Linked DNA regions of Homo sapiens: region 1 is linked to region 2. Evidence: read pairs that join two places in POLR2A ChIA-PET (ENCODE). Cell type or tissue: GM12878. All regions are shown on one strand. Links, peaks and the distances in the headings refer to the core of each region. The heading gives the core; the rest is flanking DNA.

Evidence for each region. ChIA-PET counts read pairs that join two places held together with the same protein. Peaks named below come from ENCODE experiments on the same cell type or tissue, not always from the same donor. Only the 100,000 strongest peaks of a DNase experiment are listed, where the experiment ranks them.
Region 1: POLR2A ChIA-PET joins it to region 2 with 6 read pairs; 14 of 35 experiments call an interaction of 5 or more read pairs at or near these places.

Annotation. Positions count from the first base shown.
Region 1 is chr5:176,347,542-176,354,789 of GRCh38, reverse strand. KIAA1191 reads left to right here. Exons shown (of 9, transcript NM_020444.5): 5 at 2,042-2,168; 6 at 4,053-4,177; 7 at 6,434-6,540; 8 at 6,727-6,869; 9 at 6,982-7,248. The coding sequence ends at 7,190. Among named protein-coding and RNA genes, the nearest start is that of KIAA1191, 11 kb to the left of the region's middle. In GM12878, for the core only: no CTCF peak of the experiment used is centred there; a DNase peak (open chromatin) is centred at 2,499; H3K27ac peaks cover 762 bases.
Region 2 is chr5:176,449,061-176,456,526 of GRCh38, reverse strand. All of the region lies in intron 1 of FAF2 (Fas associated factor family member 2), which reads right to left. It overlaps LOC124901142 (a long non-coding RNA gene), which reads right to left and starts at 4,212. Exons shown (of 2, transcript XR_007059070.1): 1 at 3,299-4,212; 2 at 1,530-3,209. In GM12878, for the core only: no CTCF peak of the experiment used is centred there; no DNase peak of the experiment used is centred there; H3K4me3 peaks cover 1,722 bases; H3K27ac peaks cover 307 bases.

The sequences.
Region 1 (7,248 bases), core at 1-4,000, 98 kb after region 2:
CCTGAGGACAGGGGCCATGTCTAGGTTTGTACTCTTATCTGCAGGATCCAGCCGATGGCCTGGCATAGATTCCCAAAAACTGCTCATTTTGTGATTGGGGAAAAAAATTGGCCCTTTCTTGAACACATGCTGTACCTGTCCTCATGCTGTACCTCCAGCCTCAGCTGCCTTTGCCCATGGCCATCCTCTGTAAGAACTGCCTCCTTCCTAAGGCCCTTCCGAACATACCTCACAGTCCTTCGTGCAGTCTAGTTTCGTAGGTTCGCATTATTGGAGCCTCTGCTTCCCGACCTCAGGGACTCTCTCCCCTCTGACTCTCCAGCCACCAAGAATACAAGAAAGGCTAGACTGTTGCCTGAATAAAGTAGGCCCGCCAAGTTCACGTAAGGCTGTTTAACCTGTAGCTACAGTTTCTCTGAACTTTGAGCCACATGGTAGCTCAGGGCCTGACAGGCAGTACACAGTAAGGGTCCACTGAAATAGGCCTGGGTGTGAGTCCCAGGTGGTCTGCCCTAGCAAGACCTTGGGCACACAACTTTACCCTGAGCCCCAGTGTCTCTCTCTGAGAGTTGGGAATACCTTATGTCATAGAGGTGTTGTGGGGATTCAGTCAGGGGATGTAAAGGGTTGGCACATTGTGTATTAGCTGTGTAGCTGATATTATGACTGCAGGCTCCCTGCTTAACTTTCTCTTAGTAGAGCCATATTTGATAATTTCTAAGGAGTGTTTTTCCCCCCGCCTCCAACAGACTTTCAGGGCAGACAGCTCCTTTCTAAGAAAGTGCCCCTACAGCTCTGGGGGATATTCCCTCTATCAATTATCTACTGAAATATGACCCAGTCAGTTGTTCAGGGAGAGTATTCCATGTAACAAGTAGCAAAAGTGCAGGGAGAAAAGGCCTGCTGCAGCTTGCCTGTGATGTCAGAGCAATGGGCTTTAGGGTCCAGAGCAGGAGGTGAGCAGGGCTTCTGGTGGTGCTTGCCAGGCCACACACCCTGCTGATGGCTCCACAAGGCAAGGGATGAGCGGGCTTCCAGATTTCTTCTGGGCCTCAGCTGGAACAGCTGATGGCTTGGAACAGCTGCTCCAAAGGAGAGCTCCGCTTGACTCATTGCATGCGATCCTATTCATTTGCCCTAACTCTCCCCATGTTAGGAATCAACCGTCTTCCCAGTAAGGAAACAGGCTCAAGTTTTACTCAAGGTCACAGCTTAAAGGTATAAATTCTGTTTTGTAGTAAGGATACAACATTTTTCATTACTTTTTATCTGTCCCCCCTTTTCAACCATCTTACTTTCTTCTCAGTTCTTCCAGACAAGCACAGAATAAAGAATAAGTCTTGTTCTCTCCTCCCTGCTAGGCCTGAGCAAGGTATCAGGTGTTTCGATTGCAGAAGGTGGAGGCTGCCAGCTCTTGCAGGTTGAAAATGAGGAGCTAAGTAGATTTTTTTTGTTTGTTTCAAAAGACCATTACTTGAACCTTGGGAGCAGTGGTCCTCAAGGTGTGGTCTTGGGACCGGCAGCATCAGTAACACCTGGGAATTTATTAGAAAGAAATTCTTGAACTCCACCCCAGACTAACAGGGACCTACTGAATCAAACTCTGAGGTGGAGCCCGGCAGTCTGTTCTAATGGCTGGCACAGGGTCAGAACCACTTAGCCAGTGCTCTCATCAATTAAGATCTAGCATAGTGCCTGGGATGTGGTCAGTGCTTCGTAATAAGCATTTCTTCTGCATTCTTAGGGCATAGTACTATAGTATATCGGAAGATCATAGTCTGGGAAGGTAGTAGACGTCAGAGCTTCAAATTCTGGCTTTCCCACCTTTATAAATGTAAACTATTCACCTAATGTCTTTCTTTGTTGTCTCTATGGATAATACCTATCTAGCTGGGTGGAGATGACCAACTCCTCCCTTCAATGATTTCCTCACTTACCAGATTAATGTTATTTCAGTAACTTCCTCCCCAAAGGAGTAAGTTTAGGTGTGTGACTCCCCTGCCCTGCCTAAGTGCTTCTGTACTGTACCTCTCTTGAACAGGTGGAGGAAGGAGAGGCCAGTCTACCCTCCCCTGCCATGACCCTGTCATCAGCCATTGACAGTGTGGACAAGGTCCCAGTGGTGAAGGCTAAAGCTACCCATGTCATCATGAATTCTCTGATCACAAGTAAGCACTCTTCACCCTCAGAGTAGAGTGCCATAGGGGCAGGGAAGAGTTGAGGCTTCCTACAAGCTGATTGGAGATGATACTGCAACACGCTCGCCTTACCTTATCCTAAAAAATGTCAGTTTGGCTGCTGAATCATGTCAGTATTGAAGCTCCATTTATTAAGTGGAAGATTTGCCAAATGTTAAGCATCTTATCTGATTTAGGTGCATTCCTGCTGCTTTGTTGATATGATCTCATGTTCCCAGCTCTGTCACTGTGGCCTTGGGCAAGCTACTTAACTACAGAGACTGCCCCGCTCTAAAATGGGGAATTTCACTGGCAGGTTGAGGTGAGGATCAGAAGGCCCAGTGCTCAGTGGCGGCAGCTGCTGCTGTTACTGTTTCAAGCTCTGCTGGAGAAGGGGAAACATCCGGGCATTTCCCACTTACCCCAGTTTTTGTTTTTTTTTTTGTTTTTTTTTTTTTAAACAGCTCAAAGTTGGTCTACCAGGAAGAGGACCAGGTCCAAGTGTCTTTAGTCTTAAGAATGTATGATTGGTCATCCTAATGAAACCTGATATGAGAACTTGGATTTTTTTTTAACCTTATAACAAGCTAACTAAACTTCTTCATTCTGGAGGGCTGTACAGGTTGCTGTGGGAAGTTAACAATTAGATACATGGCTCTGTTTGTCAGCAGTTGTGCCCCTACCAGGGTAAGGTACATAGAGGTTCTCCTTGGTTGGCTCATTTTTGAAGTCAGAAGCCCTTGTTTATCTTCTCCAGGAGGGCATCAGTTTGTCCTGGGCAATTCCTAGTGAATTCACCAAGAACCAAAGGTCCAGACTCTTACTTTGGTTTCTCTTCTTTTTTTTTTTTGTTTTGAGACAGAGTCTCACTCTGTCACCCAGGCTGGAGTGCAATGCTGTGGTCTCAGCTCACCACAACCTTCGCCTCCCAGGTTCAAGCAATTCTCCCACCTCAGCCTCTGGAGTAGCTGGGACTACAGGCGCCCACCACCACGCCTGGCTAATTTCTGTATTTTTAGTAGAGATGGGGTTTCACTCTGTTGGGCAGGATGGTCTCAAACTCCTGACCTCGTGATCTGCCCGCCTAGGCCAACCAAAGTGCTGGGATTACAGGTGTGAGCCATCACGCACCACCTATACTTTGATTTTCTTATTCACATCTGTTGAATCAGCAACACTACTTTTATTTTACAAGCTTGAGAATGTGTTCTAGCAGTGTTACAAAACTTATTCATTGTTCTTTTAGCACAATGTAACTTTTTTTTTTTTTTTGAGATGGAGTCTTGCTCTGTCGCCCAGGCTGGAGTGCAGTGGCACGATCTCGACTCACTGCAAGCTCCGCCTCCCGGGTTCACGCCATTCTCCTGCCTCAGACTCCCGAGTAGCTGGGACTACAGGCGCCTGCCACCACACCCAGCTAATTTTTGTATTTTTAGTAGAGATGGGGTTTCACCTTGTTAGCCAGGATGGTCTGGATGTCCTGACCTCTTGATCCGCCCGCCTTGACCTCCCAAAGTGCTGGGATTACAGGTGTGAGCTACTGCATCCAGCCCCATGTTGCATTTCTAAATACAAAGAAAATGTCACCATGTACAACTAAGAGGAGGGTGGGAGTATTGTCCTCAAGGTTCTTCAGCTGTCCCTTTAGGAATAACCTCTTCAGCTTGGTGTGAGGGAAGGCTTCCTTCTGGCTAGAGAGCCTTTGTGTGAGGTTCAGAATTACTGCTGTGGTGCCTCTCTGGGGAAAGTCTCCTCTTCTTTGAATGGTCAGTGTGGTCTCTTGCTTCTGGGGAGAATAGTAGATATCCATGTTGTCCTCCTTATTTTGTGATGGGAGAGGGGAATGGGCATGACTGTCATCTCCTCTGTTCCCAGAACAGACCCAGGAAAGCATTCAGCATTTTGAGCGACAGGCAGGGCTGAGAGATGCTGGCTACACACCCCACAAGGGCCTCACCACCGAGGAGACCAAGTACCTTCGAGTGGCCGAAGCACTCCACGTAAGCTCTTAGGAACTTTGAAAAAACAAAACCTTCAGTGTTCATGGCTTGAAATGTGGCTGTGGTTTTGAAGTTACCAGCTCAGTTAGTTGGGGGCTGTGGAGTTAGTCTCGCTCCCGAGCTCTTAGCCTCGTAGTTTTTGCTTATCCACCTATACAGTGGGGTGTCTGTTTTGCTACTTCTGGTTAGCAGAATCAAGTGAGAGCCTCAGCTTACATATACATAGGAGTACTTTATGAATCATAAAGCAAATGTGGAGTATCTTGGGGAGAACTGGGCAGCCTCAACAGAGGTAACAGCTTAACTGGAAAGGAACAAGTTAAAATCAAATGTGGAATTGGAATGTTTTTGCTATTTCATTTCTATAAGTGAAGAATTTTGGTAAGGGTTAATTTAGTGATAGCCAAGTATTTGAATGAATAGTTTCAAATGACTTTCTTTCAGTGAAGACCGCTTCATACTGGATAGTGTTTTATGATTGTGAAGCACTTGCATTCATTTCATCCTCACAATCACCTTTTGGGACAGATGCTCTTCTCCATATTTTGTAAATGAGGAGATTGAGGTTCGAGGCCATCTATTCAGCCAGTCATAGTACCCGAACCCAAGTCTCCTGATGCCTTACTTCCTGTTGGCTTCTTCCTCCTCATTCCAAAGCAGCCTGGAAATCTGGCTCCTGAAGGGGCTCATATGGAAGTCAGGGGCAGATTGTGAAGAGACACAATTACAGTTAAGAAACTTGGGCTGTCTTCTTTAGGCAAGGGGGGGTCAGAATCCAGGCTTGTTCCAAGCTTTATTTTAAGAGTTCTGAACAGGGTATGATGAGGGCAAGGTGAGGAGAGCACACGACGCAGGAAAGAATCATGGTATACATTATACATAACGAGGAATAACCCGGATCTGGTGGCCTGTGGGTGGGGATATAAAACTGTGGATATAAAACTGTGGCCTGTTTGCAGTCACCCAGGCTGGAGTACAGTGTTGTGATCTCGGCTCACTGCAACCTCTGCCTCCCGGGTTCAAGTGATCCTCCCAACTCAGCCTCCCAAATAGCTAGGATTTACAGGCATGCGCCACCATGCCCAGCTGATTTTTAGTAGAGATGGGATTTCACCATGTTGGCCAGGCTGGTCTTGAACTCCTGACTTCATGTGATCCACCTGCCTTGGCCTCCCAAAGTGCTGGGATTACATGTATGAGCCACCGCACCCGGCCCTGTTTGCATTTTGTAATGAGCATTCCAGATGATTCTTTTGCAGGCTAGGTTTAAAAACTGCTATAGGAAATCAGGTTTGGGCTGGTGGCCAGTTTAAGCTTTCAAACAAGACAGAAGCTTCCAGAGAGGGGCACCGGCAGCCTTTGACCCTTAACTGAGAACTTTCCAGGATAGGTCAGTGAGAATTCTATTTGAGCAATTCACCTTATATAATGGTAGGATTGACTTTGGTTGACCCACTTTCTGTGTCTTGCCCATAGGAGTAGAACATGAGGATGGCTGAAATATTAGCTGTAACTTACATCTTGTAACAGATTGTCAACTTACATGAATGGATCTGTTGAGCGTTTGAGAAAATTCAAACGTGATCATTGTTTGGTGTGCAGCTTGGGTTAAGCAGTGGCGTGGCAGGCCTGGAGGGAGGAAACAGCATGGGAACCTTGCTCTAGAAGAGCTGAGATGTAGACCTGTCTCTCCCCACTAGACTGCGAGTCAGAGGAATGCTCACGGTGCTGAGGGAACCCAGAGTGGCTGACTATGGGAGAGAAGGAGGAGAGAATGGAACAGGCTCCTCAGAGGAAGCATTTAGCTGGAGAGAAGCAGCATGCCTGAGTATTGGCTTGGAGAGACTGAGGATGGGCAGGGCTTTGTACATGGTAGGAGCAGCAGCGAGACAAGAGCTTAAGCCCTGCTTAAAAGGCCAAGAAGGCTGGCAGCTAGCGTTCTGGCTCTTCCATTTTACTGTCTGGGGGAATGTGGGGAAATTACTTCACGTTTCTGAAAGTAAAAGTTGTAGTGTAAAGCTTTAAGTACAGGGATGTTCATGATATAGTGTAGAATGAACACATTTTTTAAGGAGATGGAGTTCCATCTAGTATGGCAAAAACAAAGGACTACCTGTTAGATCATCCGAAATCATTCCACCTGTAGATGTCTTCTGCCTAAAGTTAGAATGCGAACCAAATTTTTTATGCCTAGACTTATCTGTTTGGAATTTGCTTTCATTTTTAAAAAGTCTCTCTTCTTACCCATCTGAGCAGAAACTAAAGTTACAGAGTGGAGAGGTAACAAAAGAAGAGAGGCAGCCTGCATCAGCCCAGTCCACCCCAAGCACCACTCCGCACTCTTCACCTAAGCAGAGGCCCAGGTGAGCCCTTCCTGTGACCCTTCCGAGTTCCTGCGTGCTTCAGGAAAGCTAGTGTGGCAGATGAGGTTGTATTTAAGCCTGTGGTTTCAGAGGGAGAAGGGATAGTTCCCTGTTCTTTTGGTGTGAGACATTTCTAGGGGCGAAGGAAGAGGTATTTTAGGATATGTTTTGTTCTTTCTTTCCCAGGGGCTGGTTCACTTCTGGTTCTTCCACAGCCTTACCTGGCCCAAATCCTAGCACCATGGACTCTGGAAGTGGGGATAAGGACAGAAACTTGTCAGATAAGTGGAGCCTCTTTGGACCGAGATCCCTTCAGAAGTACGATTCTGGTAAGGCAGCACCTTCAAAAAAGAGAGCAGCATGGCAGACATCTTACCATATTGTATACCGGGAGCTGTTTACTGGTTTTGAAATCATTTGCACTCTGGTTCACTTTTGTAGGAAGTTTTGCCACCCAGGCCTACCGAGGAGCCCAGAAGCCCTCTCCATTGGAACTGATACGTGCCCAGGCCAACCGAATGGCTGAAGATCCAGCAGCCTTGAAGCCCCCCAAGATGGACATCCCAGTGATGGAAGGAAAGAAACAGCCACCACGGGCCCATAACCTCAAACCCCGTGACCTGAATGTGCTCACACCCACTGGCTTCTAGAGCCCTCTTTCCAGGGATTCTGGTAAAGGTGGTTTCTTGCATCCCACTCCCCTTTTAC
Region 2 (7,466 bases), core at 3,467-7,466:
TGCAATTCCTTAAGGACCTCAAATCCTTAAAGATTTGAGCATCTTTTCATATGCTTACATGCCATCTGTATATCTTTTTTGGTGAGTTGTCTGTTCTGATCTTTTCCCTACCTTTTGATTGAGTTGTTCATTTTAAGTTTTAAAAATATATTTTGGGCCGGGCACGGTGGCTCACGCCTGTAATCCCAGCACTTTGAGAGGCCGAGGTAGGCGGATCACCTCAGGTCAGGAATTCAAGACCAGCCTGGCCAGCATGGCAAAACCCCATCTCTACTAAAAATACAAAAATTAGCCGGGTGTGGTGGCACACACCTGTAATCCCAGCTACTCGGGAGGCTGAGGCAGGAGAATTGCTTGAACCCAGGAGGTGGAGGTTGCAGTGAGCTGAGATCACACCACTGCACTGCAGCCTGGGCAACAAGAGCAAAACTCTGTCTCAATCAAACAAACCCAGTCAGTCTTCATGACTACTTACCTATGCTATGCAGAGTTAAGTATAATATAATCATATCTCTATAAGACAAAGACAGAAGTTCTCTTACCCAATGAGAATGAGACCCATAACTAATCAATTAACTGAAGTCAAAGTAATAAAAATATTCATTTTAACATTTTACATGTTTTCATTTTTACATAAATGAATATTTATGTAAATATTTCATTTTAACATAAAGTACTCACATGAACATAAGTTTCTGATAAAAGCCTATCGTTTTCTTTAGGGAATGAATCCACTAGCACTCCTTGGAACTTCTTTAGTTTTTATTTTTAGTTTTTTGAGAGGGAGTCTCACTCTGTCACCCAGGCTGGAGTGCACTAGTGCGACCTTGGCTCACTGCAACCTCTGCCTCCCAGGTTCAAGCAATTCTCCTGCCTCAGCCTCCTGAGTAGCTAGGATTACAGGCACCCGCCACCAAATCTGGCTAATTTTTGTATTTTAGTAGAGATGGGGTTTCACCATGTTGGCCAGGCTGGTCTCAAACTCCTGGCCTCAGGTGATCTGCCCACCTCAGCCTCCCAAAGTGCTGGGATTACAGGCGTGCACCACTGTGCCTGGCTATTTTTTACTTTTTTTTTTGAGACAGGGTCTCACTCTGTCACCCAGGCTGGAGTGCAGTGGTGCAATCACAGCCCACTGCAGCCTTCACCTCCTAGGCTAAGGTGATGCTCCCACCTCAGTCTCCCAAGTAGCTGGGATCACAGGCCCACAGGCATGCGCCACTACGACCAGCTAATTTTTTTGTTGTAGTTTTAGTAGAGATGAGGTTTCACCATGTTGCCCAGGCTGGGATCTTTTTAGCATAACCCATACTGATTTGATTTCCTTAAGTGTAGTGCAACCTTAAACACTTGCCAAGCAGTAAGTGTACAATGTTGTATCTCAATGATTTCTCCCTAAGTCATTTACAGTTAACTTGCCCACACCTAACTAAACAACAATTTTTTTTTTTAGCAATTTCCCCAGACAGAGCCTGTTTAAAGCTTTTAATTTAGTTTTCGTATCGATGAAAACTCTTTTTGCACTGGTATTTTACAGGTTTATGTAGTGTTTAATTAAACACATGTGACAAACATAACCAGCACACACTAGTTTGGGAGCAAATATAACTGCCTCTTGTCAGGAATACAACTTGACTGGTGAGACACTTGAGTGCATTACAGAGTAGAGTTTGCAGAAATGCTTGAACATATTACAGAATAGAGTTTAGGAAAAGGAGGATATCTGCTCCAATTAATCAGTCAAGTGAAGGTTAAGGTTAAGAGAGCTTCCACATTAAGCTGTGTATGCAGAAGACAAAAATACACAAAGATAAACAACAAACCTGGAATTAGAATGGGGAAATAAAATAAGATTTGATTACTTTTTAAAATACAATTGTATGTTGCTAACTTCCAACAAGCATGTATTATTAGATTTTTTTTTTTTTTTTTTTTTTTTTTTTTTTTTTCAGACAGAATCTGGCTCTGTTGCCCAGGTTAGAGTGCAGTGGCACGATCTTGGCTCACTGGTACCTCCACCTCCTGAGTTCAAGTGATTCCCATGCCTCAGCCTCCTGAGTAGCTGGGATTACAGGCCTGTGCCACCACACTGGGCTAACTTTTTTTGTATTTTTATTTTTATTTATTTATTTTGAGACGGAGTCGCACTCTGTTGCCCAGGCTTGGAGTGCAGTGGCACGATCTCGGCTCACTGCAACCTCCGCCTCCAGAATTCAAGTGATTCTCCTGCCTTACCCTCCCGAGTAGCTGGGATTACAGGTGCATGCCACTATGTCTGGCTAATTTTTATATTTTCAGTAGATACGGGGTTTCACCATGTTTGTCAGGCTGGTCTCGAACTCCTGGCCTCAAGTGATCTGCCTGCCTCGGCCTCCCAAAGTGCTGAGATTATGGCACCCAGCCTACTAGATTTTTTAAAGTAAAAAATAAAAAGAATGTTGTGAACTAGATAATAGTATCTCCAATTTTTTTTTTTTTAGAGTCTCGCTCTTGCCCAGGCTGGAGTGCAGTGGTGCGGTCTCGGATCACTGCAACCTTCGCCTCCTGGGTTCAAGCAATTCTCCTGCCTTAGCCTTCCGAGTAGCTGGGATTATGGGCACCTGACACGACGCCCAGCTAATTTTTTTGTATTTTTAGTAGAGACGGGGTTTCACCATGTTGTCTAGGCTGGTCTTGAACTCCTGACCTCGTGATCTGCCAGCCTCGGCCTCCCAAAGTGCTTGGATTACAGGTGTGAGCCACTGCGCCCGGCCAGTATCTCCATTTTATAGAAAATGAAAGAGGTTCAAAGAAGTGAGAACCTGTTCAAGATCACAGAACTCACCATAAGCTGTTGAAAAGTTAAGTCATGTTTGCCTGGATTTTCAAAGCTCTTGTTTTCTCAACAGTGCCAAATTCTCTGGCAAAAAACCCTCAAATGGACCACTGTATGTTCTGTTTTAAATACATGAACAAAAAGCACCATGTGTTTTTTTTTCCTTTAGGTAATATAGTCAGGTGAAGCCAAAAGAAAGATTTTCAAAATGACTTATAAATTTGATTCTACAGCCCAGCGTTCAGGCTATCATTTAAAAGGATGAGGGTCATAAATTTCTTCCTCCTGTGCAAGCAGAAAAGGGATCATTTCTTCCTCTGCTGGCCTGCATAACTCCTTTAATTCCCCCTTCTCTCTGTCCATGTCATCCTTCTCCAGTTGTTCAAACAGCAACCTAGAGGCAGTAAACCAAGACACTAGGAGAGTCTGCTATATTTGGAAATTTGGGAAAATGAACGCCAATAAAAGTAACCTTCCACATACCTGCATTAGCTCTCCTTAAAACCTATGTCCTTATTCTTTCCCATCTGAAATAGCTGAAAACAATTGTCTGCAATAGTTATTCATATTCAACTGGTTCCAAAATAAACAGAAGTGGAGAACTGTAGAAAAATCCTGGAAGATATCAAATGGGCTGAGAAACATGATATGAAATAAAATGCCTTGGGGAGTTCTAACCAAATAACATCATAAAAAAATTGAAATACAGGAAACCTGAGATTTCCAAAATATTTTACTTTTACTGATTTCAATATACCAAATGAAGAAACATATTGAGAACCAACTCCTAGCAGTGTCATCCTGTTCTGTACTGACCCCTGTGGAGATTCCAAACACATACTCCATACTGCTAATGAAGCAAACCTGAAACCTAGTGTCACTCCCTAGTTGAAAAATCCTTTGATGGCTCCCCTCATCTACAGATTAAAGTTTAAACATTGTGAACAGCTTTGAAAGGCCTCCAAAATCTGGCTTTAATTTACCTTTCTAGTCTTATTGTCCACTTTCAATACTCTTCAGTTCATCACCACAGACACTTCACTTTCCCATCTCCCTACCTTGTGCAAGCTATTTCTTTAGCTTTGAATATTCTGCCCAACACATGTTGAAACTCTATTCCTCTTCCAAAGTAGCAAGGTATATTAGTAAGAACTCAGCCATCAAGTCCAGATCTAGACCCACTAGAATTCCACTACCTAGTAGCTTAATCACCTTGAGTAAATACATCAATAGATCTGCTTCATTATGCATACCACCTATGGTACTTTGTAAACTGCTGTAAGGATTAAACATAATAGTTATACATTAACACCATGCCTAAGGCATAGTAGATACTTAATAAATGTTACCTGCTGGCCAGGTCCGGTGGCTCACGCCTGTAATCCGAGCACTTTGGGAGGCCGAGGCAGGTGGATCACCTGAGGTCAGGAGTTCGAGACCAGCCTGGCCAACACGGGGAAACCTTGTCTGTACTAAAAATACAAAAATTAGCCAGGCATGGTGGCAGGCACTTGTAATCCCAGCTACTCAGGAGGCTGAGGCAAGAGAATAGCTTAAACCTGGGAGGCAGAGGCTGCAGTGAGCCGAGATCGCACCACTGCACCCCAGCCAGGGCAACAGAGCAAGCCTCCGTCTCAAAAACAAACAGACAAAAATTAGCCAGGCACTTCTAGTCCTAGCCACTTAGGAGGCTGAGGTGGGAGGATCACTTGAGCCCAGGAGTTTGAGGTTGCAATGAACTATGATCACGCCACTGCACTTCAGCCTGGGCAACAGAGATATGTTGTCTCAAAAAAAAAAAAAAAAAAAAAAAAAAAAATATATATATATATATATGTGTGTATATATATATGTGTATATATATGTGTGTATATATATATATGTATATATATATATGTGTGTATATATATATGTATATATATATACACACACACACGTATATATATGTATATATACAATATACATATATACACATATATATATATCTATATATATCGCATACCCATTATTCATGTGTGTACTTGACTTCTCCATTAAGTTACACAGAAGATGGTTGTGGATATAAATTTCTAAATCTCTACCACTTACTACTTGTGAAAGCTATTTGACCTCTCAGAACCTGTTTCTTCATTATTAAAATGAACAAGATTAACCCTTTACACTGTTATATTAAAAGGTTTAAAAGAGTTAAGGGGCCAGGTGTGGTGGCTCACATCTGTAATCTCAACACTGAGGCAACTCATCTCAACACTGTAATCTCAACCTCTGAGGCAGCAGTTTGAGAGCAGCCTGGACAACATAGCAAGACTCCCGTCTCTACTTAAAAAAAAATTTTTTTTTTGAGACAGAGTCCCGCTCTGTTGCCCAGGCTGGAGTGCAGTGGCACGATCTTGGCTCACTGCAACCTCCACCTCCCGGGTTCAAGTGAGCCTCCTGCCTCAGCCCCCCTAGTAGCTGGGATTACAGGCACATGCCACCATGCCTGGCTAATTTTTGTATTTTTAGTAGAGACGAGGTTTTGCCATGTTGGCCAGGCTGGTCTCGAACTCCTGATCTCAGGTGATCCACCTGCCTCGGCCTCCCAAAGTGCTGGGATTACAAGCATGAGCCACCACACATGGTCTAAAATATTTTTCTTAAAAAAAGAGTTAATGTACATCAACTGCTGCTTGGTATAATGCTTGGCATCTAATAAGTTTCAACAACTGTTTGTTTAATGGCAGTCTGGATAATGAATCTGATCCAGCGATTGCTTATAGAATAGAAAAATGAAAGATGCATTTCCCTCAATAAATCCAATTTCATAAGGCAATCTTAATACAGCTCGAACCTGCTACCCACCTCTCTTCTAATAAAGATCTCCACAGTTTTGGCCGGGCGCGGCGGCTCACGCCTGTAATCCCAGCCGAGGAGGGCGGATCACGAGGTCAAGAAATCGAGACCATCCTGGCCAACATCGTGAAACCCCGTCTCTACTAAAAATACAAAAAATTCGCTGGATGTGGTGGCGCGTGCCTGTAGTCCCAGCTACTCGAGAGGCTGAGGCAGGAGAATCGCTTGAAACTGGAAGGCGGAGGTTGCAGTGAGCCGAGATCGCGCCACTGCACTCCAGCCTGGGCAACAAGAGCGAAACTCCGTCTCAAAAAAAAAAAAAAGATCTCCACAGAAGATAAAATGGAGGTTCCTATGCACTTTACTTCAGAAATGCTATCATAGATTTATATTCATGCTCTTCCAGTATGAGACTAAATATACCATAATTTATAACTCACATTACTTCATTGCACTTAAACCACATGTTAGCTTACCCCTGAAGAGTTCTAAGGGGTAAAATGGTCTGCCAAAGTTAAACAACACTCTGAAATTGGTGGTCTACCTGGAAGTGTAAGCTGGTTGTCTGTTTAACTCATTCTCTAATAATAATTTGCTGGGTCATCAATTCAATTTCTCTACCAAAAATTCCAATCAAATGTCAATTACATCTATGACAGCATTTTTCCATTTATACACTTCCAACACACTGCTCAATTTAAGAGGGGAAAAAATAACCACTTCAAAATTTATTATAGTGAAGTCTATTCAAGGAAATTGCAAAAAAGTGAGAACTCGCCAAAAAAATATTTATTTTCTCAGCATTTGCATTCCACACTCAACTGTACACTGAAATATAAGTTGCACAAGACAGAAGTCAGAAGCCTGGGAAGGGTTCTGGAAGATGGACATAGCTTTAAATCTGACACCATCATTTTCTAGCTGTGTAACCTAAGCATTTTATTTCTTAGTCCTGATACCCTTCATCTGTAAATCAGGGACTAGAACAGTATGAACCTCATAGGGTTGCTGTATTAAATGAGGTTATGTATGCTAAGTGTTTACAAAGTACTTACATCTGAAATAGTAAGTGGGATTCTACCTAGCAGCGCTGCGCACTAAGGTTCTTCATATAGTTGAATAAATGAATATTTACACATTTTATATAAGGAAATAAGTGTATCAATAACTTTAGGTCTATCCTAAGTCAAATTAATAGCAGAAAATACTATTTGGGGGCATTTTGCAGTCTACAAGGCCCTTCTAACATCCATATGTCCATTTGATCTCCCGAACATCCTCAGGAGGTAGATTTTTTTTTTTTTGAGACGGAGTTTCACTCTTGTTGCCCAGGCTGGAGTGCAGTGGCACGATCTCGGCTCACTGCAACCTCCGCCTCCCGGGTTCAAGCGAGTCTCCTGCCTTAGCCTCCCGAGTAGCTGGGACCACAGGCGTGCACCACCACGCCCGGCTAATATTTGTATTTTTAGTAGAGACGGGGTTTCACCATATTGGCCAGAGTGGTCTCGAACTCCTGACCTCGTGATTCGCTGGCCTTGGCCTCCCAAAGTGCTGGGATTACAGGCGTGAGCCACCGCTCCTGGCCTGGGGGTAGACATTTTTAAGACAGTCCTTTCAGAGATAAGGAAACTGGTAACAAAGTGCCAAGGTTACCCACCCTAGTGGTATCCTCCAACCATTCTCCAGCTCAGGGGTAAGTGATCAGTGGCAAATGTTCTTAATACAACATCTTGTATTAACATAACATTTCTGCAAGTTACCACCCTCCTCAAGCATAGTTAAGCACAGGAATCCAGGAATAAGCCAAAAGTAATAAATC